Regions from separate parts of the Homo sapiens genome. Here region 2 is linked to region 1. A link is a contact called in ENCODE Hi-C or POLR2A ChIA-PET data. All regions are on one chromosome and are shown on one strand. The core of a region is the stretch at or near the end of the contact, and the rest is flanking DNA. Distances in the headings are between cores, read along the strand shown.

Evidence for each region. Hi-C counts contacts between places; a loop is a spot of excess contacts on that map. ChIA-PET counts read pairs that join two places held with the same protein, here RNA polymerase II (POLR2A). Pooled maps may share reads with other maps.
Region 2: a loop to region 1 is called in a pooled map, with 2.8 times the contacts of the local background. The contact joins the promoter of ARRDC1-AS1 here to the enhancer-like site in region 1. A Hi-C loop is called at or near these places in 1 of 168 maps with a recorded cell type or tissue (dorsolateral prefrontal cortex) and 6 of 50 pooled maps. POLR2A ChIA-PET finds 5 or more read pairs at or near these places in 4 of 52 experiments (A673, BJ, RWPE1 and 1 more).

The regions. Positions count from the first base shown.
Region 1 is chr9:137,530,161-137,536,662 of GRCh38, reverse strand. All of the region lies in intron 8 of PNPLA7 (patatin like domain 7, lysophospholipase), which reads left to right. Among named protein-coding and RNA genes, the nearest start is that of PNPLA7, 17 kb to the left of the region's middle. RefSeq lists an enhancer at 1,721-1,780. Within about 2 kb of position 1,567, at least 7 of the 41 ENCODE cell types and tissues checked have a DNase peak (open chromatin) inside an H3K27ac peak, as active enhancers do; they include A673, where a contact is called at or near this core.
Region 2 is chr9:137,614,775-137,621,299 of GRCh38, reverse strand. It overlaps ARRDC1-AS1 (ARRDC1 antisense RNA 1), which reads left to right and starts at 2,405. Exons shown (of 3, transcript NR_122035.1): 1 at 2,405-2,769; 2 at 3,109-3,366; 3 at 5,101-5,968. EHMT1 (euchromatic histone lysine methyltransferase 1) reads right to left here and starts at 2,295. Exons shown (of 27, transcript NM_024757.5): 1 at 2,251-2,295. The coding sequence starts at 2,271. ARRDC1 (arrestin domain containing 1) reads right to left here. Exons shown (of 8, transcript NM_152285.4): 7 at 6,300-6,525; 8 at 5,940-6,226. The coding sequence ends at 6,162. RefSeq lists enhancers at 1,169-1,887, 2,553-2,602 and a silencer at 2,213-2,512.

The DNA.
Region 1 (6,502 bases), core at 318-2,817:
TGAGCTATGTAGTGTACTATAGTTAAATTTCCTTTCTTGCAACTTTCTCTTTTTCTTGGAATTAACAGTTGTGTTATTTTTGGCTACTTGGTGATTTTTCTGTGCACCTGTTACAGATTCACGACCTGAACCAGCGGCTTATTTTTGGCCTCTTGGTGATTTTTATATGCACCCATTACAGATTCACGCCTGAACCAGCGGCTCCGTGAATGCTTTTTTGCTCTGGGAAGCGCCCCTGCTAGGAGCCCCCATCCTCTTGCCCAGTCGGACCCTCCCCAGGCCTGCTGTCCAGACGCCATCCCAGGACCACCCACCCTTCCTTCCCCTACACAGGGCTCTTGCTGCTGCTTTCTCGGCCGGCGTGTTTTGGTGGAGCAAATCCTCCATTCACTTCCTGAGACAGGATGCCAGGGAGGTGTATGTTTGGAAACCTTAGAAATCTAGAATTGTCTTTATTCTACACCACCTTTGTCTTTTTGTTGTACTTTTTCTTTTCTTTTTTTTTTTTTTGTGATGGAGTCTTGGTCTGTCGCCCAGGCTGGAGTGCAGTGGCGCGATCTCAGCTCACTGCAAGCTCCGCCTCCTGGGTTCACGCCATTCTCCTGCCTCAGCCTCCTGAGTAGCTGGGACTACAGGCGCCCACTGCCACGCCCGGCTAATTTTTTGTATTTTTTAGTAGAGACGGGGTTTCACCATGTTAGCCAGGATGGTCTCGATCTCCTGACCTCGTGATCTGCCCGCCTCGGCCTCCCAAAGTGGTGGGATTACAGGCATGAGCCACCATGCCCAGCCTTTTTGTTATACTTTCTAGATTTTTTCAACTTTATTTTCCAAATCTTCCATTGAATTTTTAATTTCTGTCATATTTTTCATTTCAAGAGGTTTTTTCTGTTAATTTTTTTTTTTTTTTGAGACGGGGTCTTGCCCTGTCACCCAGGCTGGAGTGCAATGGCGTGATCTCAGCTCACTGCAACTCCTGCCTCCCGTGTTCAAACGATTCTCCTGCCTCAGCCTCCCGAGTAGCTGGGATTACAGGTGCCCACCACCATGCCCAGCTAATTTTTGTATTTTTAGTAGGGACGGGGTTTCACCATGTTGGTCAGGCTGGTCTCAAACTCCTGACCTTGTGATCCGCCTGCCTCGGCCTCCCAAAGTGCTGGGATTACAGGTGTGAGCCACTGCGCCTGGCCCTGAATGTTCTTTTTAAAAAAGTATCTTTGTTCTTATGTTTTAATTTTTAAAAATTATCTTGTTCTTACTTCATGGATAAAGTAAGATGGGTTTTCTTTTGCTCCCTGAGTTGTTTCTGACCTGAGTTTTTCTTCTCTGTTTATTTTGGCTTCTGTCTTTCTGATCAGGGGCTTTTCTGCCTCCAGCAGTCACTTTATGTGTGAATGAAGTTCTTATTGAACACAAGTGTGCAAACCAGCATAGCTGCATCTCACAGAAATAATGTGGAGCCCAAGAGGCCAGCAACAAAAAGCACACACTGTGTAATTTCACTCACCTGAGGCTCAGCTACCAGCTGTACTGACACTTGAGGACAGAGGCTGGCCAGCCAGCTTTCTCTGTAAAAGGCCAGAGTGTAAATATTTCAGCTTTATGGGCCACGTGGTCTCTCTTGCAGCTACTCAATGTGGCCATCTAGTGTTCCAAAAAAAACTTCCTTTACAAAAAACGTGCGGTTGGAGGGACTTGGTGTTGGTGTTTGGCCCTGCTGGGGTTAAGGTCTCATTAGTGGTTGCCTGTTAGAACGCGCGGTTCGAGGGACTTGGTCCTGGTGTTTGGCCCTGCTGGGGTTAAGGTCTCATTAGTGGTTGCCTGTTAGGGGTTTAGGTTGGGTATCGACCCGGGGAGGCGTAAGGTAATCTAGATTACTGGAAATGTTCTACATATTGATTTCGGTGGGAGTTACATGGGTTAACTACAAAACGAAAACAGCGTGATCCACCTGAAAGCTGCATATAGGCTGCGTGTGCATGGGGTCAGGGCTCGTTAACAGGGGACACTCCCTGCAGGAGGACTGAGCAGGACGCTGGCTCTTTCCTTCATGGTTTGGGAGTCTACAGGTCAGGGTCTGTAGGTCTTTTTTTTAGGGCAGCTTCTCAGAAAGGAATCTGCGTATGTTCTGCTGTGGTGGCACTGGGTTGGAGGAGGGGGAGGAGTCTGGGAGTGCTCCCATCTGGAGTGGACACTGTTGGGGAGGAGTCTGGGAGTGCTCCTGTCTGAGTCTGGGAGTGCTCCCATCTGGAGTGGACACTGTTGGGGAGGAGCCTGGAAGTGCACCCATCTGGAGTGGACACTCACTGAGGAGCCTGGGAGTGCTCCCGCCTGGAGTAGACACTGTTGGGGAGGAGCCTGGGAGTGCCCCCGTCTGGAGTGGACACTCACTGAGGAGCCTGGGAGTGCTCCCGCCTGGAGTGGACAGTGTTGGGGAGTAGTCTGGGGGTGCTCCCATCTGGAGTGGACAGTTGGGGAGGAGTCTGGGGGTGCTCCCGTCTGGAGTGGACACTGTTGTGGAGGATTCTGGGAGTCCTCCCGCCTGGAGTGGACACTGTTGTGGAGGATTCTGGGAGTCCTCCCGCCTGGAGTGGACACTGTTGGGGAGGAGTCTGGGGGTGCTCCCATCTGGAGTAGACACTGTTGTGGAGGATTCTGGGAGTCCTCCCACCTGGAGTATACACTGTTGTGGAGGATTCTGGGAGTCCTCCCGCCTGGAGTGGACACTGTTGGGGAGGATTCTGGGAGTGCTCCTGTCTGGAGGGGACACTCACTGAGGAGTCTGGGAGTGCTCCTGTCTGGAGTGGACGCTGTTGGGGAGGAGTCTGGGGGTGCTCCTGTCTGGAGTGGACACTGTTGGGGAGGAGTCTGGGAGTGCCCCCGTCTAGAGTGTACACTGTTGTGGAGGATTCTGGGAGCCCTCCTGCCTGGAGTGGACACTGTTGGGGAGGAGTCTGGGAGTGCTCCCATCTGGAGTGGACACTCAGGAGTCTGGGAGTGCTCCCATCTGGAGTGGACACTTGGGGAGGAGTCTGGGGATGCTCCTGTCTGGAGTGGACACTGTTGTGGAGGATTCTGGGAGTCCTCCCGCCTGGAGTGGACATTGTTGGGGAGGATTCTGGGGGTGCTCCCGTCTGGAGTGGACACTTGTGGAGGATTCTGGGAGTCCTCCCGCCTGGAGTGTACACTGTTGTGGAGAATTCTGGGAGTCCTCCCGCCTGGAGTGGACACTGTTGGGGAGGAGTCTGGGGGTGCTCCCGTCTGGAGTGGACATTCACTGAGGAGTCTGGGAGTGCTCCCATCTGGAGTGGACACTTGGGGAGGAGTCTGGGGGTGCTCCTGTCTGGAGTGGACACTGTTGTTGAGGATTCTGGGAGTCCTCCCGCCTGGAGTGGACACTGTTGGGGAGGAGTCTGGGAGTCCTCCCGCCTGGAGTGGACACTGTTGGGGAGGACTCTGGGAGTGCCCCCGTCTAGAGTGTACACTGTTGTGGAGAATTCTGGGAGTCCTCCCGCCTGGAGTGGACACTGTTGGGGAGGAGTCTAGGGGTGCTCCCGTCTGGAGTGGACACTCACTGAGGAGTCTGAGAGTGCTCCCATCTGGAGTGGACACTCACTGAGGAGTCTGAGAGTGCTCCCATCTGGAGTGGACACTTGGGGAGGAGTCTGGGGGTGCTCCCGTCTGGAGTGGACACTGTTGTTGAGGATTCTGGGAGTGTTCCCGTCTGGAGTGGACACTCACTGAGGAGTCTGGGAGTGCTCCCGTCTGGAGTGGACACTGTTCTTGGATTCGTAGCCACACCTGATGTCCTTGGGCTCTTACCTGCTTGCTTCACCTTCTCCAGAGAGTTCCTGGTAGTCCTCTGGCCACGGGGAAAAGCCATTTCCAGCCTGTTGGGGTCAGGAAAGTGACTTGGGGTTAGCCTGCCCCTCTTCCCGTCTCACCTGCATGTTAGCCTCGTTCTGGCTCTGCAGTGAGGACCAGTCCTCTCTGTCCAGGTTCTGCACCTCTAAAACCAAGTGTCAGCTTTCCTTAGAGGGCTCCACCAGCCATGACCCTGTCACTTGCTTTCATCAGCCGCTAAAATTTCAGTGACATTTTTTATCTACTCTTAGCTTTTGTCTTTATCCTTGGAGGTTTGTATCTTTTTAAGAGAGCAGAGATAAGCATGTATATTCCACAAGGGGACAAAGATAAGCATTTACCTTCAACTTACCTTTCTTTTTTGGAGACAGTCTCACTCTGTCACCCAGGCTGGAGTGCAGTGGCGTGATCTTGGCTCACTGCAACCTCCATTTCCTGGGTTCAAGTGAGTCTTGTGCTTCAGCCTCCCGAGTAGCTGGGACTACAGGTATACACCAGCATGCCCGTGTAATATTTGTATTTTTAGTAGAAACAAGGTTTCACCATGTTGGCCAGGCTGGTCTTCAACTCCTGACCTCAAGCGATCTGCCCTCCTGGGCCTCCCAAAGTGCTGGGATTATAGGTGTGAACCACCGTGCCTGGCCCAACCCACCATTTTTAATGGGAGATAGTCTTTATTATTTTAATTTTTATAAAGTTGTTACAAAATACCGCAGATACGCAAAAAAGCGTGATGTTGCTGGGAATGGCGGTTGGCACCTATAGTCCTGGCTGTTCGGGAGAGGAAAGGAGATTGCTGAGCCTCGTAGTTCTAGGCCAGCCCAGACAACATAGCAGGACCCTGTCTCTAAAACAAGTAGGCATGACACAGCAAACAGGCATCTTAACTCGAACCCAGGTTATATAGTTTTAACCCTGGTTAGCTAGAACACAGGTTAGATGCACACTGCCGGCTCTGTTCACATTACCCACGTGTGCTCTCATTTCACCTTCTCTTTTCTTCAGAGATAGCTACTTTTCTGAATTTTCTTTGGTACTTATACAATATGTAGTATAATTTTGCTTGACTCTAAATCTCATAAATGGCATCACACCAGGATTCCTCACCTTTCCTAATTTGAGCAACATTATGAACGTGAGATTCATTGGCGTGAGTGGGTGTCGTTCTAGTTCAGTCGTTGACACCACCGTTGATTTCTCCGTGGCTGAGTGACAGCTGGGTTGGGTGTGATTGCTGGCTGCTACATACAGCACTGCCGAGATCTGAAGATGTGCAAGTGTGGGGAGCCCTCGGGGACCCCTGCCTGCCAGAGGAGCTGCGTGTCCACCTGGGCTTCCCAGCATCCAGCCTCTCCCTGTGGTTTTCACAGCTTCCTGATCTGGGGTGAGGTTATGAAGGCATGGTTTTTTGAAGTAAACAAGTGGATTTGAAATAAAACACACAAAAGCCATTTTTAGCAACAGCTGCTAAGTTGTTATTCTTTTTCCCCACCCGCCCCCAAACACACGCACGTGCTTTTCTCCCTGATTCCAGAGTGGAGATGAGACTTGCCCAGCTGATGCGGTTGGTGGGGGTGTCTCTCCCTTGAGTCTGGAGCAGGCCGTGATTTCAGTCGCTGGACCCCGGCTGTTGGGGCTGGCAGATGACTCCTCTCAACCGTTCTGTGCTTGTGTTTCTTGTGGTGTGGTGTAGCTCTCTTAGGGAGGAACTTGCTCTACATAAAGGTTTTGAAAGGAACGGAACAAAATTCCAAGTGGAAGAAAAATTGCTGAGTCTCAGAGATCGATTAGCATGTGCCAAGAGCTGAGTATCTGGTGTGCTCGATGTGCGGGGCCCGCAGCAGGCCTGAGTGTCGGCCAGTTGTGCTTTGGAGCCCAGCACCAGGAGATTGGGCACCCTCTAAGTTCCTTGTTTGGGTTCTCGTTTATGTGGCCTCGTGCAGGAAGGTACATTGGAATTCTCCTGAACAGCAGCAGCCGTGAGCCTGGTCTACACAGGTGAGCAGCTGCTGTTTGATTTAGTATCTGTGGTGATGTGTTAGGCATCTTCATTCAGGCTCTCAAAGAAGAAGGAAATTAAGATTTTATTTTTAACTAAAATAAATGGGAGAGTTACAGTTCTGCTGTGGCAAGGTAGTGCCACAACAGCCTGTCCTGCTGATTACAGTGAAAAACTCTGGACAGAATGCAGAAAACAATTCTTGGAGAACTCCGAAAATAAAGCCAGTAGACTGTGGATAGTCATCGTGGAGCCGCCACCCACGAGGGTTCTGCTTCCTGCTTTTTCGTTTTCTTCTGTTACTCATGGCCTTGCCTTGATGGTAGCCCAGTTATGGAGCAAAAGCCCTGATGGGAATCCTCCAAAAGCACCAGAAGAAGGGCCCCCAAGGGCCAGAGAGAGTGTGTGGATCTCAGGGAGGAGAGAGCCAGGGAAGTAGATGCACAGATTTTGTCTGTGAACCTGTACAAGGCTCAGGACAGACCCAGAGCAGCATAACAAAGACTTTGAAACTGTATTAAGATTCATACTTCAAGGCCAGGTGCGGTGGCTCACGCCTGTAATCCCAACACTTTGGGAGGCCGAGGCGGGCAGATCACAAGGTCAAGAGATCAAGACTGTCCTGGCCAACATGGTTAA
Region 2 (6,525 bases), core at 1,156-3,655, 84 kb before region 1:
CCCTGACCCAGGAATCATTTCCCAGGTTTAGTGACAACAGTGATCACATGCCTACCTACTGTCCAGAAGGCCAGAGTTGCTGCGCTACACACAGGGGCTCCCTCACCTTCTCATACACCTTGATGATAAACCCTTAGAATTATCAATCTAAAAACAGAGCTTTTATTAACCTAAAATGACCATCACAGATATAACACATTTAGCAAGCATCAGCTCTATGGCCAAACCACCTGCAACTCCATCTTCTTGGCCACAAGCTCTTCAATCTTGGGCCTCACTGCGCCTGTCTTCTCATTTATAAACGGGGAGGTAACAGTACCTACCTCTTAAGGTTGCTGCTAGGCTCAAATTATTGAATTCATGCAAGGCACTGGCACTATGGCAGGGTTGGACACAAGTCAGGGCTCAGTCAACACAGGCTGTCATTCTCATCAGGTGTGTAAAGCCCTATTCAAGGCTGCCTATGGAACCAGAGACATCTGGAGCCATTTGCTCATCGGTCATGTATTAAACACCTACTACGTGCCCAACACTGTACTAGTGCTGGTCCTACAACCGACTGGCCAAGTTATCTAACCCTTCCTCCTCAGCTAAACAGGAAACAACAGGACGGGCACAATGGCTCATGTCTGTAATCCTAGCACTTAGGGAGGCGGAGGCAGGCAGATCGCTGGAGTCCAAAAGTTCAAGACCAGCCTGGGCAACATGGTGAAACCCCGGTCTCTACCAAAAAAATACAAAAAAATTGGCCAGGTGTGGCAGCACCCGAGGTGGGAGACTCCTTTGAGCCTGGGTGGTCGAAGCTGCAGTGAGCAGTGATCATGCCTCTGCATTCCAGCCTGAGTGACAAAGGGAGATCCTGTCTCAAAAAATAATAATAATAAATAATAATTTAAAAAAGGAAATAACAGCACCTGCTGCACAGGGTGAAGAAAACCGAGGGAGGCGCCTGATCTAAAGGTCTTGCACAGTGTGTGGGATCCAGTGGGTACTTCATAAATGATAGAATTCATCACTACACGTCTTCTCCCCTACAAGCCTAGAAGTGACTTGAAATTTTCTAATTTCGCTTTTTGTTCTCAGTGACTAATATTAATTCCTTGAATGCTGCAGATACTCAGCAAAAACTCCTTGCATTGAATTTAAGAATTCCCCTGCACCTTCCCAGTTTACTTATTTCAACACCCCCCAAAAATGCAGGAAAAAAATAAACAAAAAGGCCATACATTACCTGAGTTAAAATACAGTGTTAAGTCTATGCACCAGGATACTGTACGGCTTCTTACTACACCTTAACTTTCTAAGCTTTAGAAGTCTCAACTGTTACTAGACAGTTAATTTCAAAGAAATACTTCTACGCTGACAGTTTTCTCCAAACCGGTCCCTTATCTCAGCCCTAGGACCACACTATTTCTGCATCTCCACGGACACACCACCTCCTGCTTGCTTTTCCTTCAGAGGGACGCCAGTGGTCCACTCGCAAGACTTTAATCTCTACGCTGCTTCCTTTCCTAAGCAAGGAAACAAACTATCCTTGAGAATGAGCACGGGGAAGGCCGAGACCATTAACAAAAGAATGTGAACTTTTTACATCGAGAGCCCTTTAAAGCTGCTGGTTTGGAAATAAACTTGAGTCCGCAAGCTTCCCACCGAGCGTGCTTTCCTGCTTCTGACAGCCAGCAGGGCTGGAGCAGCATTGTCTGGGGAGAAACACGCCGGGACTGGCCAACTTTTCGTTAAAGATGGTGCCATCCTACTCAGAACAAAGTGAAAGGTCAACGAAGCGAAGGAAGAGCTCCGAGAGGAGGGACAGCCTCGCCTCGGCCGGCGCTCCAAAGTTGGCCGGCCCCGCTACTTTTCCTTTTGTCCTCCGCACCTCCCCGGCACCCTGGCCGAGGCCCTCCCCGCAGATCCGGCTTGCGGGCGGCGGCGGCGGCACGGGGTCCGTGGGGGGCGCGGGCACAGGTACGCGGTCGCCTCCCTCACCTGCGCCCCCGCCCGCTCCCCCAGCCGCCGCCCGGCCCGCGCCGCGCACAAAGCGCGCCCGGCGGGAGCGCGGGCCGGACGCCCGGCGGCCTCGGCCCGGCCTCGGCCTGAGGCGGCGGCAGCGGCGGCGGCGGCGGCGGGGGGACCCGGGGCCCCGCCCGCCCGCCGGCCGCCTGCCGCCGCCCCGCCCGGTTCTTCGCCCCCGCGCCGCCTCCGCCGCTGCCCGCCGCCCCCGCGCCGCCCCCCGCCGGCCCCGCTGCTCACCTCGGCATCGGCGGCGGCCATGGCCCGGGCCCGCAGCGTGGCCCCGCCCCTCCCGCGCGCCATCGCCCCGCCCGCGCCTCGCGGCCCAGAGTCGGGGCGGGGCCGATCGCCTACGTCTGCGCCTGCGCCTGCGCCCGCGCCTGCGCGTTGGAGCTCGACCGGTGCGGCGCCTGCGCACTGGAACCAGGCGTGCGGCGCCCCAGGCGCCGGGCCTGCGGCGGCCGGAACCGGAACGCGCGCCCGCGGGGTAGGAGACCTGGAGCTGGAGAACCCGCCCGCCAGAGTCGTAGTAGTGGATGGGGAGTAGCCGTCCCATTTTCAACACATGTCTCATTCTAAATTGACGTTTTGGTGGGCTGGCCGAAGAAGGAGAAAGACCCGCGGCTCCGACCTCTGACCTCTAACCCCGGACGCACTTTGATTTCGCCGGCTTGCGCGGAAGGCTGACTCCCTGGGCCGCGGCCTGGCGCGGGAGCCGCCTGTGGGGTGTCCCCGGCGCGGGAGGGTGCTCTGGTTCAGGCAGGTTCCCGTTGCGGCGGGGTTCCCTCGGTTGGGAGGAATGCCCCTGCCGAGGGTATGCTCCGGCTGGAGGGGGTGTCCCTAACGGCGGGAATACCTGGACTGGCTGGGGTGTCCCACTGGGGAGGGTTTCCCGGTGGGGAGGTGTCTGGCGGGGGAGCGGCTCCGGCTAAGCATGGGTGTTCTGCTAGGAGGATGTGTCTGGCTGGGGGCGGTGTCCCAATCGGGAGGGTTGCCCTGATGGGGGAGGTTCTACAGTTGTGGAGATGCCAACCTGGGGGGCGCTCCGGTTGGGGGGTGTGCCCTCTCTGGTTACCCCGCTCTCGCTGCCACTCATAGGCCCGCTGCCCAGGTATGCACAAGTCAAGGCCTTTTCTGCAGACCAAGTAGCCTTCCCTGGAGAGCGCCCCCAGCACCACGGAAACTACCTACATGCCCCGCGGTGGTCAGCCCGCCTTATCCCAGCCCCGAGACCCAAAACAAGAAGCATGGACTGAATTTGAGGTTTCTGGATGGTCGTGTGAACCGAGGGGACGGGTACTGGACTGACAAGAAATGAGCCTTGAAGGTCAATCTGGGTGACACCCGAGTCTCCTGGTGAGTCGGACTCCGGAGAATTATCTCAAGTCCAGCATAGACAGCGCACATAGACAGAAAAGGAAACGGACAATCCCAAGTGCCAAGGGAACCTTCCCAGGTTTCTTTAGGGCAGCTAAACTGCTCTGTCAAAGCCTAAGTCCATTTATGACAGGCCGAGCACCCTGAGCCCTCGCAGGAGACACGAGCGCCTTCATGGCCCTCCTGCCCCGCACCCACCTCTCCGCCACCCCTGCTGTCTGTCCCTTCCCTGAAACCTTTATTTCGAGTGTCTTTGTGGCTTCCCTCTTTACCATCCTTGAGTTGAAATATCACCTCTTAAGGGAAGCCTTCCCTCTCCTCCCTAGTTAAAATGATACTGCCCCCCCATACCTGTCTTCGTTGACTTACTTGGCTCCATCACAGTGTGTGTCATGTGACTCTCCCACATCCTGATTTGGAATATTGTCTCCCTACTAGAATGTAAGTCCATGGTGCCTAGAACAATACCTGGTGTACAGGAGACAAAATATTTGTTGACTGGGCCGGGTGCGGTGGCTCACGCCTGTAATCCCAGCACTTTGGGAGGCCGAGGTGGGCAGATCATGAGGTCAGGAGATGGAGACCAGCCTGGCTAACATGGTGAAACCCCATCTCTACTAAAAATACAAAAAATAGCCGGGAGTGGTGCTGGGCGCCTGTAGTCCCAGCTACTCGGGAGGCTGAGGCAGGAGAATGGCATGAACCCGGGAGGCAGAGCTTGCAATGAGCTGAGATTGTGCCACTGCACTCCAGCCTGGGCAACAGAGCAAGACTCTGTCTCAACAACAACAACAAAAAAATTGTTGACTGAATAAAGGGAGTTAGAATGTGAAGAAAAATCCTTCACCAAGCAAACATCCACCCTAAGTGAAGGTGTGGGAAGCAGCTGCAGGCAGCTTTTTCACTCCATTTTTCCATCAGCTGCTACCCTTGTGTGCCCCTCAGCACTTATGTCAAGATGCTGCTCTCAGCACGTGACATGCTAACACTGCAGACTTCAGGTCAGTCCTGAGAGGCAGGCACTGTTCTTACCCACATTTTATAAGTGACTGAACTGAAGCAAGGGAGTGGTGAGAGGCAGTGATGGGATTCAGCCCAGGAGGCCTTCCTTTCAACCATATACTGCACTGCTTCCAGGAGGCGCTTCACAGATGACCCCACCTGTGGTACACTTTCTGCTGTTCTCCAATATTCATGCTGCCTGTCCCACAATTAGTAAAATTTTAGCCAAGTACAGGACTGCCTGGCTAAAGACCACATTTCCAACAGGAAGGGGACAGGTCAGAGACAAAAAGTGACAATCCATTTCCCAGTCTGTCCCTCAAAAGTCCCACCATTAGGCTGGGCAGTGGTGAAAGCTGTCAACAGCCATCTGGGAGCCAGGGATGGGAACCACTATGTAGGAATGACAACTCTGCCACAAGGCCAGGATCTGCCCCCTCTGGACTGTTCAAGAAATAAACTGTCATGCTATGAGGGTGGGGGGCTGTACCCTACAGTCCCACGAGTTTTTTGTGGGGTTTTGTTTTTTTATTTTTTGAGGCAGTCTTGCTCTGTCACCCAGGCCGGAGTACAGTGGCACAATCTCAGATCACTGTAACCTCTGCCACCTGGGTTCAAGCGATTCTCCTGCCTCAGCCTCCTGAGTAATTGGGATTACAAGCATGTGCCATGATGCCCAGCTATTTTTTTTTTTTTTTTTTTTTTGTACAGATGGAGTTTCACTATGTTGCCCAGGCTGATCTGGAACTCCTGACCTCAAGCAATCCACCTGCCTCAGCCTCCCAAAGTACTGGGATTACAGGAGGGAGCCACCGTGCCCGGCCTGGTCCTGTGCATTTTATAGATAAGGTAACTGACAAACCTAGCCACAGTCACCCCTTCGCCCTAAAGGAGAACTGGAATTTGAACCCAGAGCCTTCTTCACCACCATCTCCGTTGTTTCTGGAAGCACCCTCCAGGCAGGCCAGCCAGCATCACGGGGCCTCCCCTGGGGCTGGAACGTCTGCAGGATGCCCCTTTGAGAAATGCTGTTCCACAGAACCCTGCCTTTCAGGCCTTGGAGACGTGGGCAGGGGAGAAGCAGCGTCCCTCAGAGCCAGGCCTGGCAGTGGTGCTAGCAGGGGCCAAGGCCCAGGGAGCAGGGTCTCCTGTCGGAGGGACCTGGGCAAGCCCCTCCACGCGCCAGCGGGTTTCTCAGCAGGGGAGGTCCACACCACACCGCTTGGGAACCTGGGTGCCTAAACGCAACAGGAGCCAAGGCACAAATTTAACCAAACACCAAGGTTGCGTGAGGCCCCATTTCATGAGCCGGGCTCCAAGGACGTGTCCTTAGGCGGCTCTGGAAGGCCCAGCGCCAGCCCCCGTCCTCTGTTAAAGGGAGCCAGCCCCGCGGCTCCGCCCAGGCATGGTAGCCTGAGCGCGCCCCCAGGGTAGTAGGGGGCACCTGAGGAGCAGGGTCTGCCCTGGCATGAGCAGAGCCCAGGATGGGGTCAGGGTCAGGCCCTGCCAGAGGCTGGAGGGTGCCCAAGGCGAGGCCGGTGAGGCCCAGCTCTACAAATAAAGTGTTTTATTTACAGGAGTTGTCTCTCCAGGTCCCAGCTCCCTGCCACCCCCACCCCAGCCCCAGGGAGAAGAGGGCGGATGCCAGAGGAGCTGGCAGAGGCTGGGCAGGTCCTGAGTGGGCCAGGCTAGGCCAAGAGAGAAGGCACGAGGCCCTGGGCGCCCCAGTCCCAGGGCAGAGGCCAGGCCTGCCTGGAGAAGGCAGCACGGGGTCAGCTCTCAGGGGTCAGGCTGGGTTCCACGCCGCCGCAGCTCTGCTCATAAGACGGTGGGGCCTCTGCGGGAAGAAAGCAGGGTCTGCGTGGGGCTCTTGGCGTCCCCTCCCTGCCAAGCCCTGGCTGTCGACTCACCATAGGGGTAGCCCCAAGAACTGTACTCTGGAGGAAGAATCAAGGTGCTGGTAGTGGGCACTGGCCCCCCGGAGCCCTCTGCAAAGTAGGGGACAGTGGCACCTGTTGAAATGCACAAGGGAGGGTGCAGCGGGTGTGAGGCAGGGCTGCCATCCTGAGGGCAGGGCTCCGGCGCACCAGGCACAGAACTCAAGGTGGCCAGCAGGGGCTGCCGCTGCGAATGGCT